Regions from separate parts of the Homo sapiens genome. Here region 1 is linked to region 2. A link is an interaction called in ENCODE POLR2A ChIA-PET data of the cell type or tissue named here. Cell type or tissue: Panc1. All regions are shown on one strand.

Region 1 (8,000 bases), 170 kb before region 2:
TTCAAGACCAGCCTGGCCAACATGGTGAAACCCCACGTCTACTAAAATTACAAAAAATAGCCGGGCGTGGTGGCGTGTGCCTGTACTCCCAGCTACTCGGGAGGCTGAGGCAGGAGAATCGCTTGAACCCAGGAGACGGAGGTTGCAGTGAGCCACAATTGCGCCACTGCACTCCAGCCTGGGTGACAGAGCAAGACTCCATCTCAAAAACAAAAACAAAAATGAAAACAAAAAAACCAACCAAACAACAACAACAAAAAAAGATGTCTAAAGTGATGAATATCCCAATTATCCTGATTTGTTTTATTACACATTATATGAATGTATCGAAATATCACATGTACTTTGAAAATATATGTACATCTATTATGTATCAATAAAAAAAATTTTGGCCAAGTGGCTCATGTCTGTAATCCCAGCACTTTGAAAGGCCAAGGTGAGCAGATCACTTGAGGCCAGGAGTTGAAGACCAGCCTGGCCAACATGGCGAAACCCCGTCTTTACTAAAAATACAAAATTAGCTGGGTGTGGTGGTACACACCTGTAATCCCAGCTACACGGGAGGCTGAGGCAGGAGAATCTCTTGAACCAGGAGGCAGGGTTGCAGTGAGCCACAACTGTGCCACTGCAGTCCAGCCTGAGCAACAGAACAAGACTCTCAAAAAAAGAAAAAATAAATTCTGGCAAATTCTATTTTCCAAAGATGTCTGCAACAGTGGCTCCTGTCCCATATAGTCTGTTAGAATATTACTTCTCCTCTCTCAAGAGGTGGGTGCCCATGTCTTCTTCCTTTGAGCCTGACTGCGCCTTTGTGGCTGCCTTGAGCAACAGGGCAAGGCAGAAGTGACTCTTCATGACTTCCAAGACTCTTTATGACTTAGATCATAAAAACACCATGCTCTTCTACTACCTCGTTCTCTTGGGACACTCACTCTTGAAGCCAGTCACCATCTGTGAGAAGGCCCAAGCAAACTCATGGAGTGATCCCATGGAGAGGAACCAAGGCCCCCAGCCAGAGCTGGGTTCCTAGTCGAGAGTCACCTGCACTTTGCCAGACACACAAGCCAGCCTTGAATGCGGATCCTCCATCCTGCCCCAGTCAAACCATCTCCACTGACACCATGTGGAGCAGAGGCGAGCTGTCCCAAAAGTCCTCCCAAATTGCAGATTCAGGAGTAAAATAAATAACTGTTATTGTTTCAGACCTTTTTTTTCCTGTGGTATTTGTAACAAACAGCAATAATTAGAATACCATTGTTATTGGAAATAGGTTACATTCAACTATTACACAGTTGCTTTTAGAGTTATAAATAACTTTGTAATTAAAATGTTAGACCTAAAGCTACTAGAAAAAGGAATTTGTGGTCTACTAGCAAGGTTAAGATAGATGCTACAGTATGAGCTTGTTGAATTTGTCTTTCTCTTTCTTTGTATCCCACAAAATTAGAAAAATTAAAAATACCAGCCCCTTGATTATTACTTCTAATAAAAACTAATTTGTATATATCGTTTTCTATGTGCTGATCTTCTCCACCCGCCCTGACACACTATACCTGGCCATCGGGTTGTAGGCCTGTGCCAGGGCCCAGCAGGAGCGCAGGGAGGGCGATGATGAGTCCTTCAGCAGCTCCAGGCTCAGCCGTCTCAGCCATTCCAGCCAGTCATCTTTGGAGACCCTCCTGGCAGCGCCCCAGGCCTGTGATCCCACAGGTGACAATGGAAAACAATCAGTTTCAAGGGCCAATTGAAAAAAGTCCTCATCTATTTAATGATTATTCTACTTTTAGATTTATAAAATCCATCTTTCACGATAAAATTCCCCTAGAGTACAAATACAAAAGAATAATATTTAATTAAGAACAGCAACTCTGGAACATACCACACTGTGGAAAAAGCCTGTTTCACAACTCCTTTGTGCTGGACTCTGACTGCAGCAAAGGAGCACTACAGAACCAGAATACATGGGATTGCCACACTCGGGTGCATTCGACAAAGCCTAATGGGCTCCAGCAGGGCATGAAGGGAGCTGTGTCCTCTGCATTAGAACACCAGCTCATCTGACAGTGAAGAGTCACGCAAGAAGAGGGAAAAGGCTCAGGTTTACACCATAGTGAATCATGTTGCAACCAGGTGAGCAGTGAGCCCAAAGCACATGGCACTGTGGTAAAACAAGAAAAAGGGGTTGAACAGATTTAATTTCTACTCTATCCCCTCCAACTTCTCTCAAAACTCTGAACTCTCCAGACATCAAGAGTTACTACCAGGGGCAGCTTATTCAGGTGGGTGGAAAGGCTGAGGTTTTGGAGAACAGTATAGTGTAGTGGGCAACAGCTACACTTGACTCAATGGCTTCAGTTCAAATCCCAGTTATATAACATAATTGGCTCTCTGATCTTTGGCAAGTCACTTAACTCCCCTGTGCCTTAGTTTCCTCATCTGTAAAATGAGGATTATAGTTTCTGCTTCCTGGGGTGTTTTAAGTTAATAAATGTAATGAATTTATAACAGTGCTTGGCACAAAGTTAGTACTATTTGCCTAGTTCTCTAAAGTTAGAAACACCTGCCTGGGATCCTGGCTCTTCCACTCAGCAGCTGTAACACCCTGGGCAAATTACTTGTATTTTGCAGCTGAGCCTCAGAGTGCCTCATCTAAGGATAATGTGTCTAAATGGCTTAGCCGGAATAAAGGAGCAAAAAATGATTGTTATTATTGTCAAAACAACACCTATTTGAACTGGCCTAGGCCTAACTACACTAAATCCCTAACTTTTAAAATATGTTCTTCATAGATTTTTCCAGCAGGACACATCAATCCTCCCTAAATGGGGGAAATCATGTAAGACAGAGCAGAAGGTCTCAAACTTTGGACTAGTGAAGTGGTCCAGTGAGTGAAAAGACCCCCAGGTGCTATACCATCAAGGACTCAACCATCACCTCCCTGGGATACACTGGAGATGTGCTGTTGCTTCTAAAGAGTTACGGATGAATAGAATTAGACAACCTATCACTTTATGTCAAAAACCGAAGCAGAAATGTTACAAGAGACAAACTAAATAATACCACTGACCATACAACGAGAACCTCTGAATGAGAAGGAAGAGGGAGACTAGATACCAAAGACTGATTTTTAGACCTTGCTCTGTTGAGCACAATGGGAACATCCAGTCCTTTCCTGCCCACAGATACCTGGTTTCTTCCCTACAAGATGGGTTTGTGTGTAGCTGTATTATATTATACAGCAATTGTTAAAAGCTGCACATAAACAGGGAAGTATTACTAGTTTCTTTTTCCCTCTAATGAAATGAGGTTGGGCCTGGGTAAGGCAGAGACAATTCAACACAGTGGTTAAGAGAGTGGGCTCTGGAGTCATGCTATCTAGGTCAAATCCCAGCTCCACCATTGATGCTAGTTGACACTGGGCAAATTACTTAACCCGTCAGTGCCTCACGGTCCACATCTGTAAAGTGGGACAGCAACGACAGCACCTAACTCATGGGGTTATCATGAAGATTAAATGAGTTAATATAGTGTTCCACCACAGTGCTTGACACACGGAAAGCACTCAATAAATGTCAGTTGTTACTATTACTTGATAAATGGCAGTAAATAGGTTTTCAAAAAATCATAGCTTAATTTATTGACTAGGCCAAGTCCCCCATGTGGCCCTTTCCCCCTGCTCTGTAAAACATTATCAACTCTCAATTCTCTGGGTTCTATAACAACTGTGTAAACACGAGCTGCTTCCTCTTGCCATCCACCCACTGCTGATCGCCTCATCTGGTGATGCTGGTGCCTGTTCATGGAATGCCAGCTTACTCATGGTGAAGGTAAACCCAAACAGATTATCATTCAGACAGACAGTAAAGCTGCTGAAAATTCTGGAAGGCATTCTAGAAGTATACATAAATGGTTTTTATGTTTTCTGTATCACATAAATCTAATATTATCATAACAAATAAAATGGTGACTGAGGTGGCAAATTGTTACTCTGAAAGTTGGTTAAGACTGATAAATGCACCAATCCCTAATTATCATCACATGATTATAAGGAGGCACAATTTACTTCTGAACAATGAGGTCTGCTGCCTTTTTTTGTCGTTGTTGTTGGTGAGACAGGGTCTTGCTCTGTTGCCTGTGCTGGAGTGGTGAAGTGGGATGATCACTGCTTACTGCAGCCTTGACCTCCCAGGCTCAAGAGATCCTCCCACCTTAGCCTCTCGAGTAGCTGGGACTACAGGCATGCACCACCATGTCCAGCTAATTTTTGTATTTTTTGTAGAGGGGGAATTTTGCCATGTTGCCCCAGCTGGTCTTGAACTCCTGGGCTCGAGTAATCCTCCCGCCTGGCTTCCCAAAGTGTTGGAATTACAGGCATGAGCCACTGCACCTGGCCCCCTACCTCTTTTTTTTTTTTTTTTTTGAAGAGAATCTTGCTCTGTCACCTGGGCTGGAGTGCAGTGGCGCAATCATAGCTCACTGCACCCTGGAACTCATGGGCTCAAGTGAACCTCCTGCCTCAGTCTCCTGAGTAGCTGGGACTACAGGCAGGTGCCACTCTGCTCAGCTAATTTTTAAAATTTTTTCAATTCCTTTTTTTTTTTTTTTTTTGAGACAGGGTCTTACTCTGTTGCCCAGGCTGAAATTAATTTTTTTCATTTTTCATTTTTATTATACAGATGGTGTTTTACTATGTTGCCCAGGCTGGTCTCAAACTCCTGCTTCAAGTGATTCTTCCATTTTGGCCTGCCAAATTACTGAGATTACAGGCATGAGCCACCATGCCCAGCTCCCACAATTTACTTCCCAATGAAATAGATCTGAGAGTGAGCTGTGGAGGATTCTGTCTAGAGTTTTGAACTTGATCTACTTTCTCAGGTGAGATAAACTAAGAGTCTTTCTTTTGTCTATCTGGCAAGGTTTATGCTTATTTTTTCCAAGTCTGGGTAGAAAGCAAAACTTCCTGGAAGCAAACTAGATTACTGAGGAATTTCCTAAAATAGAGAGAACAAAGCTCTAAAGCAGGGTGGACGGCTGCCTGGTTGGAAGGACATTCTGAACCTAGTCAGGATGAAAACATCTGGGTGGAAATGTACATCTGGCCTCCTGCCTGGCCCCTCCCTCCAGTGTGAGGTGTCAGCAGGGTGGCCTCAATGATTACCTGGGAATGCCAAGTGACTGATAACCTTTTTCTTCCTCCTAAAGTCTCAGAGTAGCAGTTACAAAATCCCCAGAGGGAAAGCAGCATCACTCCTGACCCAGGAATATTTTACTACCTCCATCTTAACCCAGCAAACGTTTCTTAGCAGTGGTCACTTGAAGCTGTTTGTGTGAGTAAAGACTCTGAAACAACAGTAATAAACCCCCAGTGCTCCGCAAAGCTGGGCGTGAGCCCGTACACATGCACAAAGGACTGTGTTCAAATCTTTATGGGTTTTTCCAAAAGAAGTGAACGAGTCAGCTAGGACACAGTCTTGCCCAGTTCTTCACCTCTATCTGCTGCTGCACATGGAGTGAGATGGCTAATAGATGAAAAATAACACTGAAATCTAAACTGGAAGTTGCTTACAGTCACCAGAAACATGAAAGACTAATGCAAAATGGAAAATACTCGATGTGGTATATTTATTTAAAGTTGGTGAAGTAATTATGATTATTGTGCTCTGATTCACTAGAGATGCTTTGAAACTGCCTGTTTTTAGGTGGATAGCTGATGGCATACATGGTGAAAAGCTGGTCATATCTTAGGCTTTGGCCAGCAGAGATAATTCAGTAATCACTTGGAAACATCTAAAACCTCACTACTCAAAGTATGGTCCATGGACCAGCAGCATCACATTAGCTGGCAGCTTGTCAGAAATGCAGAATATCAGGCCCCAAATCAGACTGCCAACAACAGAATAAGCATTTTTACAAGACTCCCAGCAACTGGTAAGCCCAATGAGTTTGAGAAGTTTGAAAAGCACTGTTTGAAAGAGCCTTCATCAGTCTCAATGCCAACTAGGGGGCTCACTAGCTTTGTTCCCTTCATGTAAAAAATGAGAATGTATTTGCAACAAAAGGTTCTACCATCCATATTCCAAGGGAGCACAAAAGGACATTTTGTTCTCTACTTTTTCTCTATTCAAAACAAAATTACAATTTAGGCACCTGTAAAAAGACAAAATGATCTAAGTTCATGGTATCTAGATTTCTGGAAAAAACACCTGGGCTGGTTTTCGGTTGCCCAGTTTAAACAGTTAAAAGTTTTGAGTAAGTGAGAAGAGCAGAGCTCTCCTTTCCCAGTCACCTGAAACAATGGACTTGCCTTTTGGAGGTTGATGGTGCTGACGTGCAGTTTCTTCATGGGTCCTGTTTCCACTGGTCCACTAGCCAATGCATCCCCTTGGCCACTCCTAAGCATCCGATGCTGGTAAATCAAAGGATCCTCCTCTTCATCAGCAAGTGTGTATCCCTACAACCAAAGATTTATAGGAAACACCTATAACTCTACTAGATGCTTCTGGTTTAGGAAATATCCTTAAATTTTGGGAGGTGCAGACCTGGTAGAGCCAGGATTTCAGTAAGAAGTAAAAAGTTGCACATATGGACAAAATGAACCACAGATGGGCTGACTCCCCAACTGTAGACAGTCTTTGCTAGTCACTCCTAGTTACTGACAAGCACTGACTTAGTATTAAGATCAAGCAACCATGCAACTAGCAAAGATAAACAATTGTCGGCAATGGGAAAAGTGATAAAGTGTTTGGAGCAAAGGTGGCAAACAGCCCCCATCCCCTGGCTTTTTAAAACTTTTTAAAAAGAATCATCTATTCACTTATTTATTTGTGCCACTCCCTACCTGCCTATCTAATCGAACCTATTTATTTACTTATTTTTTTGAGACAGAGTCTAGCTCTGTCTCTCAGGCTGGAGTGCAGTAGCGCAATCTCAGCTCACTGCAACCTCTGCCTCCTGGGTTCAAGCAATTCTCTTGCCTGAGCCTCCTGAATAGTTGGGACTACAGGTGCACACCACCATGCCCGGCTAATTTTTGTATTTTTAATGGAGACGAGGTTTCGCCATGTTGGCCAGGCTGGTCTTGAACTCCTGACCTCAAGTGATCCTCCCGCCTCAGCCTCTCAAAGTTGTGGGATTACAGGCATGAGCCCCTGTGCCTAGCCTTTAATCTACTTTGAGATAGGGTCTCACTCTGCCACCCAGGCTGGAGTGCACTGGTGCAATCACAGCTCACTGCAGCCTCAGGTGATCCTCCCACTTCAGCCTCCTCGGTAACTGGGACCACAGGTACCCGCCATCATGACCAGCTAATTTTTTGTATTTTTTGTACAGATGGGGTTTTACCATGTTGCCCAGGCTGGTCTCAAACTCCTGGGCTCAAGCAATCCACCTGCCTTGGCCTCCCAAGGCGGGAGCCACCGCACCCAGCCCTCTGCCTGTTTTTATATAGCCCAAGAGCTAAGAAGGGTTTTTATACTTTTAAATGGTTGGGGGGAAAAAAAATCAAAAGAAGATTGATATTTTGCAACACATGAAAATTGAGAGAATCAAATTTAGGTGTCCATAAATAAAGTTTTAGTGGAATGCAGCCAGGCTCATCATTTACACATTGTGTATGGCTGCTCTCAGGCTGTAGTGGCAGAGCTGAGGAGCTGCAAAAGAGACCACATAGTCTACAAAACTGGAAAAAAGTTTGCCAATCCCTAATTTACAGCCAAAAAGCTACACAAACTCCCATAGCCAAGATTACAAGAATATCAAGTAGTAAAGACAACAGGGACTTCAGAACAGAAAAGAAGTATAGTTCACCTTGACAATTCTGCAGATGAGCACATCATAGCGCTGATGATTGATTCGGTGTCGCACCAGAACTTTATTCACCATTGGAATGAAAATTTGGTACTAAAACAGGAGGGGGAAGAGATGAGAAACTATCATTTTGGAGAGTGGAGAAAAAGTAGAGGAAAAAATATTATACAACTACATTATGACCATTTCTTCTG
Region 2 (8,000 bases):
AGATACTATTGTTATCCCACACTTTATCAGCGAGGCAGTTTAGGCATGGAGAGGTTAAGTGACTTGCCCAAGGTCACACAGCTGGTGAGTGCTATATCCAGGACACAAACCCAGGCAGTCTGGCTCCAGCGTTCATGCTTACAACTGGTTCTTGTATGAGCAGAGTTCTTCACCATTCATTGATCCAGTGATTTAATGAATTCATTCTTCGGCTTGTTAGTTCATCAAACATTTACACGAAGTAGTTTCCCCCATTAATTTCTCTCATAACATCCCCATCTTTTTCTTCTTAGCATTTATCAATGGTTGTCATGTCTAGGAATCTATTTCTATGCTGGTGGATCTGCCCTCTGGTTAGAGTTTATGCTCTAGGAGGGCAGGGACTGTATCGTTTTTGTTCCCACAGTATATCCATCAGTAGCAGTCCATAACTGCTTGTTGAATAAAACAGAGTTAGTTGTTAAATGCCAGCCCTGGCTACATATTGGGAACACAGCAATAAGGCATGTTATCTGTCTGGAGGGCGGGTGGAGGAGCGGACAGGCATCTGATCCCCAAACATCATGCTAAGGAGCTTGGCCTTTACTTGCAGGGCATGGGGAGCGGTCAGTTGCAGGTTCCTGGATGTGTCTGAGCTGACACCACAGGCACTTTTTTTAGGTTGTGTAAAGAGTATTTATACTTCGGAAAAGGGTGCCCGGCAAAAGTCCTGTCCAGCTCTGAGACTTGCTGATTGCTCTGAGTAGGGTGCCCAGAGCAGGAGGCAGACAGAAGTGGAGAAGGAACTGGGTGGCTGTAGCAGAATTTATGTGAGCTGGGGCAGAGGCGGGGGTCGTTGGCAGCAAAGGGAAGAAGCCAGTAGGGCAGATATTGAAAAGAAAGACGACATGAGCCTACCGAAAAAGTAGGAGGTGCGAAGGAGAGAGGGCTGCGCCAGAGGGGCATCCAAATTTAAGCAAGAGGTTGCCCGGAATGCCCCGAGCACCGCATCTGGCCCAGGGCAGAGGAATTGCTCAATACATGGTCATTGTTGTTGGGGTTGTGGATGATTCAGTGGAAGACTGTAGCTGCTGAGGTCTGGACATGAGGATCGGGATTCAACAGCAAATGACTGGAGTGTGCATTTCAGAGCTCTGGACTGGGAAGGAGGTGGCGTGGGTCTAACTACCGGAAGATCAGTAGACGCATCGCTGTCATCTAGCTATTTATTTTATTTTATTTATTTATTTATTTATTTTGAGATGGAGTCTCACTCTGTCGCCCAGGCTGGAGTGCAGTGGCTCAATCTCGGCTCACTGCAAGCTCCGCCTCCCGGGTTCACACCATTCTCCTGCCTCAGCCTCCCGAGTAGCTGGGACTACAGGCGCACGCCACCATGCCCAGCTAATTTTTTGTATTTTTAGAAGAGACGGGGTTTCACCGTGTTAGCCAGGATGGTCTCGATCTCCTGACCTTGTGATCTGCCCTCCTCGGTCTCCCAAAGTGCTGGGATTACAGGCGTGAGCCACTGCACCTGGCTTATTTTATTTTATTGTGACAAAATATACATAGCATAAAATTTACCATTTTAACCATTCTTAAGTGTACAATTCAGTGGCGTTTAATACATACACACTGTCGTGCAGCCATCACCACCATCCAGTTCCAGAACTTTTTCATCACCAGACAGAAACTCCATTCCTCTTAAGCAATCACCGCTCATTACCGGGTGGAATTGATGGGTAACTATGTTTTGCCATCAATTTGCTGTGTGCGTTTGGTGAAGTCACTTCCACTCTCAGAAGCTAGTTCTTTCCTTATAACTTTAAAATGGAGGTTTCTTTTGATTTTGCTAGGCTGAAAAAGCTAGGTGGACGGATGATGTCTCTGAAAGATAAAAACGTTGAGTGCGTGTGGAGGGCCGAGTCAGCCTGAGGGGGTGGGGGGAGAGGAATGGTGACAAAAGAGGAGCTGGCAAAGGAAACAGATGAAGAGTGGGGTGAGAAGGAAGAACATCTTCTTTGGGATTGGGAGAAAGGTTAGGAAAAGGGGGAAGAAGAGAAAAAGAAGAGGCTGACACAAAGGAATGCTCAAAACCAGGCTGTTAATGTGATTTCATGAGATGAGGTTGGGATCCAGCATAAAATCCAGGGTGACAGCCAGTGGCCTCAACCTCTCCGGAGCAGGAATCATGTGGCAGGAACGGAGGGCACCAGCTGCCTGTGAGGGCGGGCTGGGGACTGGACAGGAGGCTGGGACAGATGTAGCTGGGTGTGCCAGGGTCAAATTAGGAGAAATAAAAGGACTGCTAAGCTAGCCTGTCATTATTGAACTCACGGTAAAGAAAATGTATTTCTTTTCTTTTTTTTTTCTTTTTCTTTTTCTTTTTTTGACACAGAGTCTCTCTCTGTCTTCCAGGCTGGAGTGCAGTGGCATGATCTCGGCTCATTGCAACCTCTGCCTCCCGGGTTCAAGTGATTCTCCTGCCTCAGTCTCCCGAGTAGCTGGGATTACAGGTGTGTATCACCATGACTGGATAATTTTTGTATTTTTAGTAGAGATGGGGTTTCACCATGTTGGCCAGGCTGGTCTTGAACTCCTGACCTCAGGTGATCTGCTCACTTTGGTCTCCCAAAGTGCTGGGATTATAGGCGTGAGCCACTGAGCCTGGCCACTTTTTCTTTTTTTTTTTTTTGAGATGGGGTCTGGCTCTGTCACCCAGGCTGGAGTGCAGTGGCATGCTCTTGGCTCACTGCAACCTCTGCCTCCCAGGCTCAAGCGATCTTCCCACCTCAGCCTCCCAAGTAGTTGGGACTACTGGTGTGCACCACCATGCCCGGCTAATTTTTTTTTTTTTTTTTGGTAGAGATGGGGGTTCAACCTGTTGCCCAGGCTGTTCTCAAACTCCTGGGCTAAGAGATCTGCCGGACTTGGCCTCCCAAAGTGCTGGGATTATAGGTGTGAGCCATCGTGCCCAGCAAGAAAACATATGTCAAAGGGAAATTGACACGGTAACGAATGTGTATACTGCTTTATTTACACACACCCTATCTGGTTCCACATGAAATTTACAGGTTTGTTTTATTTTTATTTTTGAGACAGAGTCTCGCTCTCATCACCAGGCCGGAGTGCAATGGTGCGATCTTGGCTCACTGCAACCTCCAACTCCCGGGTTCAAGCAATTCTCCTACCTCAGCCTCCTGAGTAGCTGGGATTACAGGCACGTGCCACCATGCCCAGCTAATTTTTGTTTGGCATCAGTTAATGAATGCTTACATTTTGGGTTGAGAAAAGATCAATGTAAATAGGTAGCATGCAATAACCCTCTTTTGTGAATGTGTTTAATAACAGCTTTTATTTCTTGAGCAGCTCTTCTGCAGCTGACCTGGTGATAGCTCAATTACACTTCCCACCAATCTGAATAGGGTTGGTTGTCTTTTTTTTTTTTTTGGTCACTCTTTATATATTATCCCTTTTTACAGATGAGAAAATGGAGTCTTGGAAGGCAAAGTGACACCATGCTGGAAGAAGAGCAGAGAGGAATTGGAACCCACTCAGGACCTTGGAAATCTTCATCTTTCTGGAAGGGCCAACCAGGCATTCATCCTTGGCCTCCACTGGCTCCTTCTCTGTCTCCAAAGATTTTAAATAACGTGGCAGGCAAGGCTGCCTGAAGGCTGGGACAAGCGATGGTCCCTGGGCTCCTCCCCAGAGCTCGACTTCTCCTACGCTGGAGCTGTCTCCACAGGCCCCCCTGTGTACAGTGCAGGATTGGAAGGAGCACTGGACGGGGAGTCAGTGGAGCAGATGTGAGTAGCAGCCCCAGGCCTGCCTGCTGGGTGATCCTGACACAGGCGGTTGCATTTTCTGATCCTCAACAGGCTCGTTGTGAATGGATGCTGATACCTCCCTGGCAGGGCTGCTGCAGGGATCAGGCCAGACTTGAATGTGAAAGGGCTCTGAATAGCCGAGTCCAGGGTGGGTGAGGGAAGGTAGCATCGGCAACCTGCGGGTGGGCCCTGGCCACACTGACGGAGGAATTGTCTCCCTGTTATCCTGCTCACTCTCTGTGGGGTTTTCAGAGGAAGCAGAGTCCCTCAGCTTCAAGCCAGATCTGGGATTCCAAAGACCCACAAGGGAGGCCCAAGCAGGGAAGGTTATGGGAGGATTCTGGAGAAGAGGGTGCAGGGGGCAAAGCCTCTGCCAAGCAGCTCCTCCCCTGTGCATGCGTGTGTGTGGATGGGTGCGTGGAGTGTGTGGTGTGTGTGTGGATGTGTGTGTGTGTATGAAATGTGTGTGGATGTGTGTGTGTGGTGTGTATGAATGAGTGTGGTGTGTGTGTATGGGTGTGGTGTGTATGGATGTGTGTGTGTGGTGTGTGGATGGGTGTGTGTGTGGATGGATGTGTGTGTGTATGTGTGTGTGGTGTGTGTATGAGTCTGGTGTGCATGTGGATGGATGTGTGTGAATGTGTGTGTGGTGTGTGTGTGAATGAGTGTGGTGTGTGTAGAGTGAGTGGTGTGTGTAGAGTGAGTGGTGTGTGTGTAGTGTGTGCGTGTGGATGGGTGTGGTGTGTATGTATGGATGGGTGTGTGTGGTGTGTGTGGATGGGTGTGGTGTGTGGATGGATGTGTGTGGTGTGTTGTGTGTTGTGTGTGTTGTGTGGATGGGTGTGTGTGCTGTCTTGTGTGTTGTGTGGTGTGTTGTGTGCTATGTGGATGGGTGTGTGTGGTGTGTTGTGTGTTGTGTGGTGTGTGTGGTGTGTGGGTGTGTGTGGTGTGTTGTGTGTTGTGTGGTGTGTTGTGTGCTGTGTGGATGGGTGTGTGTGATGTGTGTGGTGTAGTGTGTGGTGTGTGTGTGGTGTGTGTGGTGTGTTGTGTGGTGTGTTGTGTGCTGTGTGGATGGGTGTGTGTGGTGTGAGTGGTGTGTGGTGTGGTGTGTGGTGTGTGATGTGTGTGGTGTGTTGTGTGTTGTGTGGTGTGTGGATGGGTGTGTGTGGTGTGTTGTGTGGTGTGTTGTGTGCTGTGTGGATGGGTGTGTGTGGTGTGGTGAGTGGTATGTGGTGTGGTGTGTTGTGTGTTGTGTGGTGTGTGTGGTGTGTGGATGGGTGTGTGTGGTGTTTTGTGTGTTGTGTGGTGTGTGTGGTGTGTGGTGTGGTGTGTGGTGTGTGGTGTGTGTGGGAGTGCTCTCTGGCCAGGTGCAATCTCCTTCCTGTTCAGCTCCTGGGGCTGCTGCTACTCTTAGTTCAAAAGACTTTTTATCCCTGGCAAGGACAATTATTGGGGTCACGGTGACCTGCCTGTTTCAGCGCCTGCTTGGGCTTGTTTCGTTTGGCCTAAGACAAAAGCTTGAACTCTGGAACTGCCCAGAGGGGCGAGGGGTGCAAATTCCCTCTGCCTGACCTAACTGCAGTGTTCACAGGACTGACTCATTGTCCCCCCGGGTCAGGACAGGAGTGACATTCAAAAGAACTCATAAGCAGTTTGGCCAGGTACTGATCACTCCGAATGGATTCTGTGCTTGAGGAATCCACCAAAGGCCTTTTTGGTTTGTTTTCCCAGAAGCCCATCAGTCACCATCTGGGGAGGACAAGGAGGGAGCAGGGCTGATCCAAGGAGCTCTGGGGCAGATGGACTGTCCCTGTCACGGCTTCTTTTACTGGTAGTAATGACTCCCACTGGTTGAGTATGCAGGCGCCACTTTGCTCCATGCCAGGTACCATCCATGCCTGCACTTTCTTTTTCTTTTTGTTTTTTGAGATGGAGTCCCGCTGTGTTGCCCAGGCTGGAGTGCAGTGGCGAGATCTTGACTCACTGCAACCTCCACCTCCTGGGTTCAAGTGATGCTCCTGCCTCAGTCTCCTGAGTAGCTCGGATTACAGGCATGCACCACCATGCCCGGCTAATTTTTGTATTTTTAATAGAGATGGGTTTCACCGTGTTGGTCAGGATGGTCTCGATCTCCTGACCTCATGATCCGCCCACCTTGGCCTTCCAAAGTGCTGGGATTACAGGCGTGAGCCACCGCACTTGGCCCATGCCAGCACTTTCTAGGTATAATCTCACTTGATCCCATCCGGCTCTTTGAGGCAGGCTATATGATCATGCCCATTTTGCAAATCAGGGAGCTGAGCCTGAGGAGCTGGGGTCCTTGCCCAGTCACACAGCCAGTAACAGCAAGAGTTCTGATTTACCCCTAGCTGGTCTGGATTCTCTTGGTCCCCTTATACACCTGTTCCCTGCTGGGGGAAGTCAGCTGGGGGCGTGGAGACTGCCTTGGAAGGTGGCTGCTGCAGCCCCCCAGACCTCCGGCAATAGAATTCCCTATAATTCGGTTATAAATCATGTTCCTAACTAAGCCAGCTCTGAAGGTCACCGGTAATCAAACTGTCAGCAGGCCATCTTCAGCGGCTGCCGTGGTCAGGGCCCTGAGCCAGGAGAGCCCAGGGAATCAAGCTTCCAGCCCGCACCTTTACAAGTGGGTAAGAGGCTGGAAATGGGAACAGGTTAAGAGGGCTTGGGGCTGGGGCCGAGTGACAGCTGCACTTCTGACTTCAAGATAATGAGGAGGAGAGAAGCTCCAGCCTCGCTTCTGAGCTATCTCGGTCCTTCCTGTTGTTGGTAGCATTGAACCTCCTGATCCGTGGAAGGTGGCTGCTTGCAAAGTTCTGATGACATCACATGGATGTGTGTTGGCCGGGTATTCCCTGGGGAATGAGCTTAGCGCGGAAGCAGAAGAGTTGCATTTTCTAAACCACCAGCTAAGTGGCAGGTGCGTACACATCATCCTGTGTAATCCCTAAGCTTGTCCCATGTGGTAGCAAGTTCCTTTTATTATCTCCATCTCCTGGAGGCTCAGATTGGCAAAGGGGACAGAGCTTGCAAGCATTCAGGTTGGCATTCAGGCTTACATCTGGGTTTTTTCCTTTTAATTCTTTTTTTTTTTTTTTTTTTTTTTTTTTGAGACAGAGTCTCACTCTGTTGTCCAGGCTGGAGTGTAGTGGCGCGATCTCAGCTCACAGCAACCTCTGCCTCCCGGGTTGAATTATCCTGCCTCAGCCTCCCGAGTAGCTAGGATTACAGGCATGTGCCACCACATCCGGCTAATTTTTGTATTTTTAGTAGAGACGGGGTTTCACCTTGTTGGCCAGCCTGGTCTCGAACTCCTGACCTCAAGTGATCTGCCCACCTCGGCCTCCCAAAGTGCTGGGATTACAGGCGTAAGCCACTGCACCTGGCCTTCTTTTGACTCTTACCAGTATTTTCCAATTTTGACATTTTGAAATAATGCTGGGAAATGCTGGTTAAACCAAGAGAAACAAGATTCCTGTCCGCATGACTTTTCAGAGCCTTTAATAAATTGGATCACGATTCTTCATGCACAGAGAGATGGGATGCCAGGGTGGAGGCCTTGGAGGCTCTGGCAGAGAGGAGATTAGTACTCCATTCCTACCCCAGTTCTGCAGGGGAGCATGGCTGGCTTGCTCTTGAAGCCCTGGCCCCCCTCATCTGGATGCAGCCTACAGTGGGGTGAGCTGAGGCCTGGCTCCACACACCTCACAGGAACTCCTAGAAGAAGGGAGGCTGTCAGGTACCCCTGACCTCTTTCCTGAGCTGTTCAGGACTCGCTGGCTCACTCGGGGCAGGTGAATCCCGCTAACCCACCAACTGGCCTCACTTCTCCCTTCCACGGAGTAATAGCAGCCTCCACCTCCCAGGTCCATCTGTGCACTTGAACCCCTGGATTTCAGGCCCGGTGTTCCTCAGAGATGGCTGCTCCTTATGTGCCCTGGGCCTGGGCTGATAAACCAGAACCCATGGGTACCTCCCAACTCACTCCCTTTTGCTGCCAACTAAATTAGCTCCTGTGGGCATTCCTCCACCCCCAGCCCAAGAACAAACAGCAAATTAATGAAACAGATGGGCTCTGTCTGCTCTGCTGGCTCTCAGCACTCCCATATTCAGGGCAGGGCTGAGACTGGACTAAATCATTTCTCCTTTGCTCCTGGGCACACAGCTAGA

The links. ChIA-PET counts read pairs that join two places held together with the same protein. Peaks named below come from ENCODE experiments on the same cell type or tissue, not always from the same donor. Only the 100,000 strongest peaks of a DNase experiment are listed, where the experiment ranks them.
Region 1: POLR2A ChIA-PET joins it to region 2 with 10 read pairs; 2 of 35 experiments call an interaction of 5 or more read pairs at or near these places.

What each region holds. Positions count from the first base shown.
Region 1 is chr1:11,203,008-11,211,007 of GRCh38, forward strand. It overlaps MTOR (mechanistic target of rapamycin kinase), which reads right to left. Exons shown (of 58, transcript NM_004958.4): 24 at 7,807-7,899; 25 at 6,305-6,451; 26 at 1,554-1,696. Among named protein-coding and RNA genes, the nearest start is that of ANGPTL7, 18 kb to the left of the region's middle. In Panc1, no CTCF peak of the experiment used is centred here; no DNase peak of the experiment used is centred here; H3K27ac peaks cover 1,072 bases.
Region 2 is chr1:11,369,292-11,377,291 of GRCh38, forward strand. It overlaps LOC105376740 (a long non-coding RNA gene), which reads left to right and starts at 2,398. Exons shown (of 4, transcript XR_946959.3): 1 at 2,398-2,495; 2 at 3,462-3,788; 3 at 6,604-6,750; 4 at 7,996-8,000. RefSeq lists enhancers at 3,367-3,868, 3,869-4,368. In Panc1, no CTCF peak of the experiment used is centred here; no DNase peak of the experiment used is centred here.